3 separate regions of the Homo sapiens genome follow, and regions 1 and 2 are each linked to region 3. Evidence: chromatin contacts called from ENCODE Hi-C data. All regions are on one chromosome and are shown on one strand. The core of a region is the stretch at or near the end of the contact, and the rest is flanking DNA. Distances in the headings are between cores, read along the strand shown. Region 1 holds the start of AVEN (apoptosis and caspase activation inhibitor). Region 2 holds the start of PGBD4 (piggyBac transposable element derived 4). Region 3 holds the start of CDIN1 (CDAN1 interacting nuclease 1).

Evidence for each region. A loop is a pair of places that touch in the nucleus more often than their neighbours do. Pooled maps may share reads with other maps.
Region 1: a map of naive thymus-derived CD4-positive, alpha-beta T cell shows a loop between it and region 3 (31-fold over the local background). The contact joins the promoter of AVEN here to the promoter of CDIN1 in region 3. A Hi-C loop is called at or near these places in 1 of 168 maps with a recorded cell type or tissue (naive thymus-derived CD4-positive, alpha-beta T cell), 1 of 37 single-sample maps with no recorded cell type and 8 of 50 pooled maps.
Region 2: a map of CD8-positive, alpha-beta T cell shows a loop between it and region 3 (26-fold over the local background). The contact joins the promoter of PGBD4 here to the promoter of CDIN1 in region 3. A Hi-C loop is called at or near these places in 1 of 168 maps with a recorded cell type or tissue (CD8-positive, alpha-beta T cell), 1 of 37 single-sample maps with no recorded cell type and 10 of 50 pooled maps.

What each region holds. Positions count from the first base shown.
Region 1 is chr15:34,037,888-34,040,587 of GRCh38, reverse strand. It overlaps AVEN (apoptosis and caspase activation inhibitor), which reads left to right and starts at 1,384. Exons shown (of 6, transcript NM_020371.3): 1 at 1,384-1,808. The coding sequence starts at 1,542. All of the region lies in intron 1 of CHRM5 (cholinergic receptor muscarinic 5), which reads right to left. RefSeq lists silencers at 1,292-1,461, 1,642-1,851, 1,942-2,001, 2,352-2,411.
Region 2 is chr15:34,100,825-34,103,524 of GRCh38, reverse strand. PGBD4 (piggyBac transposable element derived 4) reads right to left here and starts at 1,442. Exons shown (of 1, transcript NM_152595.5): 1 at 1-1,442. The coding sequence starts at 993. EMC7 (ER membrane protein complex subunit 7) reads left to right here and starts at 1,663. Exons shown (of 5, transcript NM_020154.3): 1 at 1,663-1,921. The coding sequence starts at 1,686. RefSeq lists enhancers at 1,233-1,322, 1,353-2,052, 1,662-2,519.
Region 3 is chr15:36,578,302-36,581,001 of GRCh38, reverse strand. CDIN1 (CDAN1 interacting nuclease 1) reads right to left here and starts at 1,376. Exons shown (of 11, transcript NM_001321759.2): 1 at 1,041-1,376. The coding sequence starts at 1,141. RefSeq lists an enhancer at 1,138-1,257.

The sequences.
Region 1 (2,700 bases), core at 135-2,634, 2.5 Mb after region 3:
TGGAGACAACACTAGCTTACCTCGTAGGCCAGCTATTAGTCCCAAATGAAGTGATATGAGAAGTATGTAGAATAGTGTTTGGTGCATATAAGTGCTCTACAAGTGTTACTATTTTTAAGACTGTTTCTCTGGAGTTGACAATCCTTCAATAGTTCCCCCTGTCTGGAAGGCGCCCCTACTCCCATTTACCAACCAGGCAAACTCCTACTCAACCATTAGGCTTTAGCTCAGGGGTCTATTTCTCATGAAGCCTTGGGTAACCCGTTTAAATATAATTTAACTTTTCTTCTTTGGACCTTGATCTTGAATCTCTCACTGCACTCAGCAACACGGTACTGTAATCATCTATTCACACGACTAGATTATCTTCCTTGTGGGCAGTGAGCTACTTGAGGGCAGGGGCAAGGTTTTTTTTTTGTTTTTGTTTTTAATTTCAGGACATAGCACTGTGCCTGATGCAGAGTAGGCAATTAGAAGCAATGAAAAGTATTAACTATGTATGGATATAGGAAAGAACCAGAAAGTACTGAGGGGGAAGAAAACACTTATTCTGCTAGGCTGACATTTTAGCCCTTGCTTTCATTATTTTCAGGTGGTTTCAGTCCCAAGTTAAAAACTGCTTTCATGCATCTGTGTAACCAACTGTTCCCCTTCCTGTTTTCTCCTTGGTTGAAAGAAGGGACTGGAGTGAGACCGCCTTAGAATGCCAGTTCCACCACTACCTAGTTATTCACTTTAGTCAAGTTTTTTTTAACCTTTCCAAGGCTGTTACCTCACTGCAGAATAAGGATGACAGTCATCCCTACCTCATAGAGCTGTTATGAGAATGAAATACTCATGTGCTCAATAAATGTCAGCTGTAGTAGTCATTTCTACAGAAATTCTGCTGAGGACTTTGACGCCCTTTCTAGCCATCTCCCAGTTTCGCACTGTTCTCTCTCCCACGTGCTGCAGTCCACCTCTCACCAGACACAAACTCTTGTCTTTACATCCACACCTCCTGAACCCTGACTTCGGTATAGTTTTAAAATGATACACATTCGTTGCTGAAAATTAGATTAAACGGAGGAAAAAAAATTAACTCACTTCAAATCTCAGCAGTTAACCACTAACATTTTAGTATGTATTTGTTTAGACCTTTTCTTATGCAAATACATACGTTTAAACTTTTTTTTTCCGAGAGTTCACATCATACAAATTTTATTTTATGACTCGTCCTTGCACTTAGCACGGTCTCTCCCCCAACCTATCTCTGATGCCTTGAGAATCCCCCCGCCCCGCTGCAGACCCCCACCACTTCCAGCTCCCAGCGGTCCGGCCTTCCCGCGGTCCCGGTTCCGGCCCCACCTGCGGGACGCCGGCCGCCCCGCCCCGCCCCGCTCCGCTGCGGCCGGCCTCGATCCCTAGCCCCGCACCCCGCGCCTCGCTGCTACCGGGCGCCTTTCGCTCGCGGCTCCTCCGTGCGGCCCGCTTCCGGTGGGGCCAGGGCGTCTCCGCCGCAGCTCGGCTCCCGCGCGCTCAGCACCGCCAGCGGCGGCCAGATGCAGGCGGAGCGAGGAGCTCGGGGAGGCCGTGGGCGGCGGCCAGGCCGCGGCCGGCCTGGCGGAGATCGCCACAGCGAGCGGCCCGGAGCCGCAGCGGCGGTAGCCAGAGGCGGCGGCGGAGGCGGCGGCGGGGACGGAGGCGGACGCCGGGGCCGTGGCCGTGGCCGGGGCTTCCGCGGCGCTCGCGGAGGCCGAGGAGGAGGAGGCGCCCCGCGAGGCAGCCGCCGGGAGCCGGGAGGCTGGGGCGCAGGGGCCAGCGCGCCGGTAAGAGGCGACGGCTGGTGGGGCTGGGACCGCGTGTAACTGGGGCAAGTGGGGCCGAGGCCGCCAGTCAAGAGCCGCAAGAGAGCGTGCCAGGCGCGCGCCAGACGGGCGGCGGCGCCGGCGCCTGCGCGGGACGGGCGGATGGTGGCGCGGGGGCGCGCCTGGTGGCGGGGGCGCGCCTGGGTATGCGCTTGGCCCTCGTGGCCTCCTGGCCGGGCTGGCGCGAGACAGTGGGGGTAGGAGGGCTTCCCAGCCTGCCCCAGGGTCCGGGTTAGGAACCCAGAGGCCAAGGCCGTGTGTCAGGGCTGCAAGTCTCGGCGGCCCGTGGGCCGGCTGGGCTGTCTGTACGAGTACCACTATGGGACGGAGGCGCGGCCACGACGTGGTCCCTCGGCAGCCTTTACGGGCACGCTCCTGTTATTAGGAGGGAAAGGATTTTTTGGTCTGTTTTGTTAACTGTCTGTGCAATGCCTAGTACACAGTAGGCGCATAATAAAAAGTTTGTTGAGTGAAAGAATGACCCCTACGACTGGACTCTAGTATTTGGGGGCGGGACCAGATGCATAGTTCTTTGTAATAGCGTAGTTCTCTTTTATTATGCCTGTATGTGTAGAAATCAGCGAGCACTGGGCTTTGTCGTTTTGAATTTTCAATTTATAAATGAGCAGTCAAGTTCTGAGTTTTAATAGCAATATCATCAGTCTTATTGACACATTCATAGAAGGAAGTTTTTGGAGATTGGAGCAGGGGATGATATATATGGGGGCAAAGCTAACCATATCTCAGCTAAAGGAGTTAGAGGACTGTCTTTTTATGAGTTGTTCTGTTACCTTAACATCTGTAGGACAAGACCATCTTTATATTCTGCATTCTTATGCACACTGATTTAAAA
Region 2 (2,700 bases), core at 193-2,692, 2.5 Mb after region 3:
ATCGAGGAAGACACAATACCCTTGGCCAAGAAGGTCATTGACCAAGGTAAGAACAATGCGTGATGATTTCAGGCCATCCGCTGAATCTTTCAAATTCATGCCAGGCCCTGTGTGAACAAGCGCATTCCACACATAACCAGACTGACTTTCACAAAGTACATATAGCTTCAGACCAAATCGTACTCGTTTTGTCGGGAGGTACTGCTTCATAGCTAATGGCCCCTTGAACAGCATCAGTGATTCATCAACTGCAATGTTTCTGTTTGGAGTATATACAGTGGAAAATTTATTTACAAGAAAGTCGAACACAGGTTTGATCTTCTGCAATGAAATCTGGGCCTTTGATTGACCAGCAGATATAGAAGAATTGTTGACAAAATGCAGGCACCGAAACAAAAGTAAAAATCTTTCACCAGTCATAATTTGCCTGAGATAAGGTGTATCCAAAAGAGGCCTTGTTGACCAAAACATCTCCAGCTCAGGTTTCTGCACAATACCTTGCAGTAACATTACTGCAAAAAAGACTTTGAGCTCGTCATTGTCAGTGTCTTTCCATTTATCCATTCGCGAAAATCCTTTCGGACCCGGTGGCTTTGAAGCCAACAAGGCAGCTTGGGCATTTGTTTCTCTAGTAATTTTTGAAACTAATTCCTCAGTAAAGAACAGTTCAAAATACTGCAATGGGTCAGTGATATCACTGACATCGACTTTTCTGCCAGGTGTGCCGGTAAAGTCATACCTTTGACGTGGAATCATAGCACGAGCTGACCATTTCATGGAGCGCCCTGAGTCACTTGATGTAGAGCTCTTTCCATCAGATTCTAAATGGGACAGAGGCCTGATCTTATCGGCTTCTAAAGCACTATCCGAAAAATTATCAGAATCATCTATTTCCGAAAAATCAGATTCATCAAATGAATCTTCAGCCAACAACTGTTCGAGACCGGTATTACTATCACGCATAGGAATGCTACGTTTTCTAGGATTTGACATTTCAGCGATCGAGAATTACTATATTTTGTAGATGGAAATCCCACTACTAAAAACAGAATGCTATAAACAGAATGATGTCTTTTGTTTCAAAAGTCAATATACCAGAACCATGCGAAAATAACAGAAGCGAGATATTTCGTGGCAAACTTTGGGAGTAAGGTTGGCACTGTAATCCACGAGTTATCTCGGCGTAAACGCTGCAGTCGCAGGCACAGCAGCGCGTAATCTCGGGGCTAAGGAGAAATGAGTTAAACGCACACAGACAGAAGAAGCCTTTCATCTCATACGTCTTGGGGAGTCTCTAGAAGTTTTTTGAAAGGTCTCTTCTGGATGGTGTTTCTCCCGAAGCCAGTCTCGTCATCTTTTACTCCCGTGAGGTCCTTGGCCTCCGTGGCTGCCGCAGCAACACACACTTGACTTTCACTTCATGGGCAGTCCCCTTCATAGGCACTTGACACAGGCTCTGTGCGCCGTCTTCCAATCCAGAGTGCCGGGAGTTAAGGGCAGTACTTCCGCCTTACTTCCGCCTCGCTAGTCGATCGGCCATGATCTCTTCCCTCTGGTTGGATCCCACAGCTTATGACAGAAACGGGCGCGCAGTGATGACAACATCAAGCCGCCAGCGGCGGCGGTGGCGGCCGGGAGACTGGGAGGGCTTCCGGGGCTGCCGGTCTGAGTGCAGAGCTGCTGTCATGGCGGCCGCTCTGTGGGGCTTCTTTCCCGTCCTGCTGCTGCTGCTGCTATCGGGGGATGTCCAGAGCTCGGAGGTGCCCGGGGCTGCTGCTGAGGGATCGGGAGGGAGTGGGGTCGGCATAGGAGATCGCTTCAAGATTGAGGGGCGTGCAGTTGTTCCAGGGGTGAAGCCTCAGGACTGGATCTCGGCGGCCCGAGTGCTGGTAGACGGAGAAGAGCACGTCGGTTTCCTTAAGTGAGCATCCTGAGGGCAGCGGGAAAAAGGCTGGGATGGAGGCCGGACAGGGACCCCACCAGGAGAGTTAAGTGTCAGGACGGGACAACGTCGCTGTCTCAGACTGAAGGGGAGGGTGCCGCTAACGGTCTATGCCGGGAGACCTTGGGAGGCAGTCGGATGCTTTCCCTTTCCTGGTCCTGTACCTCTGGAATGAGCATGGCAGGCGCTCACCCCCTGCCATGGTCAGAGCATGGAGTCAGTTATTTCCAACCTTATTTTGGCCCCATGTGGGGACGATCATTCCTGGGCCCTGGGGACAGGTGGACCCTTATTAGTCTCTTGTTGGATTCTTTTATATCTCATCTGGTTTCCCTAGAACCTAGTCGTTTTTTGCATTCACTTCAGTCTTTTGGTAGCTTGTTATTATGTAGAAAGATGCGACACAAGTGGGAATTCTCAAAACCCAAAGGGCTTCTAGTGACGACATAGACTGGGAGGCTAATGTTACTGCTTCTAAAATTAATAGGCTCTGAAATCCCTAATCAAAGCACTTTTTTTTTCTTTTTTTTTTTGCTTGGGGGTGGGATCGTTGTTCTTTTTTACAGTTGAATTCATCGAGAGATTTGCTATATCACACTTGTCATTTATGTGAGACTAGGGTTCCTCTACATTGCTTTCTTGCTTCTGTCCTTTCATGCTATTAGTGGAAGTGGGTTTTCTGTCTATATTAAAAGACAGGATGAATTTGTTAGCACTAGTTTTGCAGCAGCCTGCTTTTGAAATGTCTAGGCACGCGT
Region 3 (2,700 bases), core at 127-2,626:
AGTCCTTCAAAAAGCAAAGTCATAACAGAACTTAAACTTATGCTTCAATTTGTACTTTGATACCTATTATCCAATTACCTTTCTTTTCTCAAGAAATTACTTCTGTCGTGTTTGTTCAGGGACTGAATACGTCAAGGATGGGGAAGCTCTCCATTAGGAATAACCATGCTCAGTGCCACAAAACAAAATGGTACAGGTTTGGATTTGGTTTTTCATTAGGAAAAAAGTAAACAAACATTCTCTGCTTTTAACACAACATAAATACAGTGACCTGGTTGTCCTCAACTGGTTCCTCATGTAATGTTGGGGTCTCAGTTTCCACTTCATTAAAATGAGAAATCTACATAATTCCCAAAGTCCTTTCTTAGAAAGTTGGATAATTCTAAAATCGCTGAAAAAAGAAGTGTTTGGGGGAGGAAGTATGAAATACACCCGGAATGTGTGTATGCATAACATATATGGAGAAACTTTAGATCTGGTTGTTCAAATGGCCAATGACCCAAGAGTGGAATCCCTGGGTACCCTGCTCTCTGATTGGATTGAGAACCCTTGAGGTCACTTAATTCCACAGTTAACAGTACAAGCCACAGTCAAACAGTATGAAGCCGCTTTACCTCTATGCTCCCTTGTTTGTTTCCAACGGCCAATTGAAAAGGGTCCTCCATTTGCTCCTTTCGAATCTACAATTCATATTCCCACCCATCATTCATTCCTACTATCTGTCAATTAACCTCTGGTCATTTATGAAGCACCTACTATGTTCACCCATCACCTAGCACGTACCACGTTTTCCATAAATATCTGTTGACTTGAATTTAATTGCAAGGCCTTGGAAGGCTGCCATGAACTCACCGTTAAGAGTTTTGTGTGGAAGGCGAGTGAAAGAATAAACCTTTTTTCGCCAACCTCGACCTCCTAACGCCTGACACTGGTGTTCCTCCCCACTCATGTGTGACACGTGGTTCCTAAGCGCTGCCTGGGCGGCCCAGGCACTGCTGCTGCAGGCAAAGGGCTGTGAGAGGGGAGAGATGGACACTTACCTGGGAAACCTCTGCTTCAGCTTCCTCAGGCTCTGCCTGGTAGGCGGCACAGACACTAGGCACTGGGCTATCTCGTCGTACTGAGCTTTGGTCAGTATCATGTTGGGCCAGGGACCAGGAGGTGGCGGGAACAAGGAAAAAACACCCTGGGGCTCAAGTAGCCTTGGTGCCGAGGGATGAGGGGTAGGCAAAGCGGCACAGGCCCGGGTCCTCGCCTGCTTGGCTTGCCCCAATCCCCCCTGAAACACACCCCTAGCTGCAAAAGCGGGGCGGAGACTCGCCCGGTCCCAGGCTCCACCGGCACCTCCGCGGCGGGGACTGGCTGTACACCAGAGTGCCCTAGCTTGGCTTACTGAGCAGCCGCAGTGGTGCGCCGAAGGCAACTAGCCGCCATGTCAGTTAAGGGCAAACCAACCAGGAAGTAGCGGCCGCCCTTGGAAAGGCGCCGCGCCAGAGTTTCAGTAGGCAGGTAGGAATCCAGGGCATCGCCCACCTAGGATCAAAGGGTCAACAAGGGATGCTTTGTACTCTCCCAATTACTAGAAGCCAGGGCGGCCTGACGCACAGACCAGGCGGCAGGTCTCACGAGTGCCCCGCGATCCTTCAGCGTGAGCCCCCGAAAGCCCCTGCCAGAGCGCGCGATTTGAATACACTTCCTAACGCGCCAGTTTGAGCGCTCCTCGGAGCGTGGACTGGCCTGCCGAGAAACCATGTCTTCACTCTACCAAGTCTGTCATGGTCCGAGCAGGAAAACTCACTAGGGTCGCTGTAAACATAATTTGGCTTGTGTTGAGGAAGCCCTACAACTTCTGTACATCGCGTGGAAGGCAGTTTTGTCCTTGTTGAGAAACAGACTTGAAACAAATCCGACGTCATCAAACAGCCGGCAGTAAAGAATGTCACTTTTGGCCGGGCGCGGTGGCTGACGCCTGTAATCCCAGCACTTTCGGAGGCCGAGGCGGGCGGATCACGAGGTCAGGAGATCGAGACCATCCTGGCTAACACGGTGAAACCCCGTCTCTACTAAAAATACAAAAAATTAGCCGGGCGTGGTGGCGGGCGCCTGTAGTCCCAGCTACTCAGGAGGCTGAGGCAGGAGAATGGCGTGAACCCGAGAGGCAGAGCTTGCAGTGAGCCAAGATCGCGCCACTGCACTCCAGCCTGGGCGACAGCGAGACTCCGTCTCAAAAAAAAAAAAAAAAGTCACTTTCACTCCTTGCAGTTAGCTGCTCAAGGTCTAAAATCGCATCTTATTGTAACCCCAGTTCTCAGAAAATAGTAGGCGCTCAATAAATGTTTGGAGTAATGAGCCAATCTTTTTTTATTTTCTATATGTATTGTGAATGGATCTCAGTTCTCCTAAAGCAATTTGTTGGGATATCAGTCCCTCATTTAATCTCTTTTCTAAAATCTGTTTGGTTCTTAGAAGGTCATGTGTTGTGTTTCTCTTCTGATTTCAACAATTTAAGCAAACTAAAGCAAAGGTGCTTAGACTTTAGAGAACCTGTAAGTGGTTTAAAATTTTTCATCTGGAATAATGCCTGGGTTGGAAGTTTTAGATATACCTCCTTGAATAAATTCCTTAATCCATCGAAGCCTCATTTCTTTTGTCTGTAAAACTGATTTAATTCATGGAGGTGTTTTATTTGTGTATGTTTGA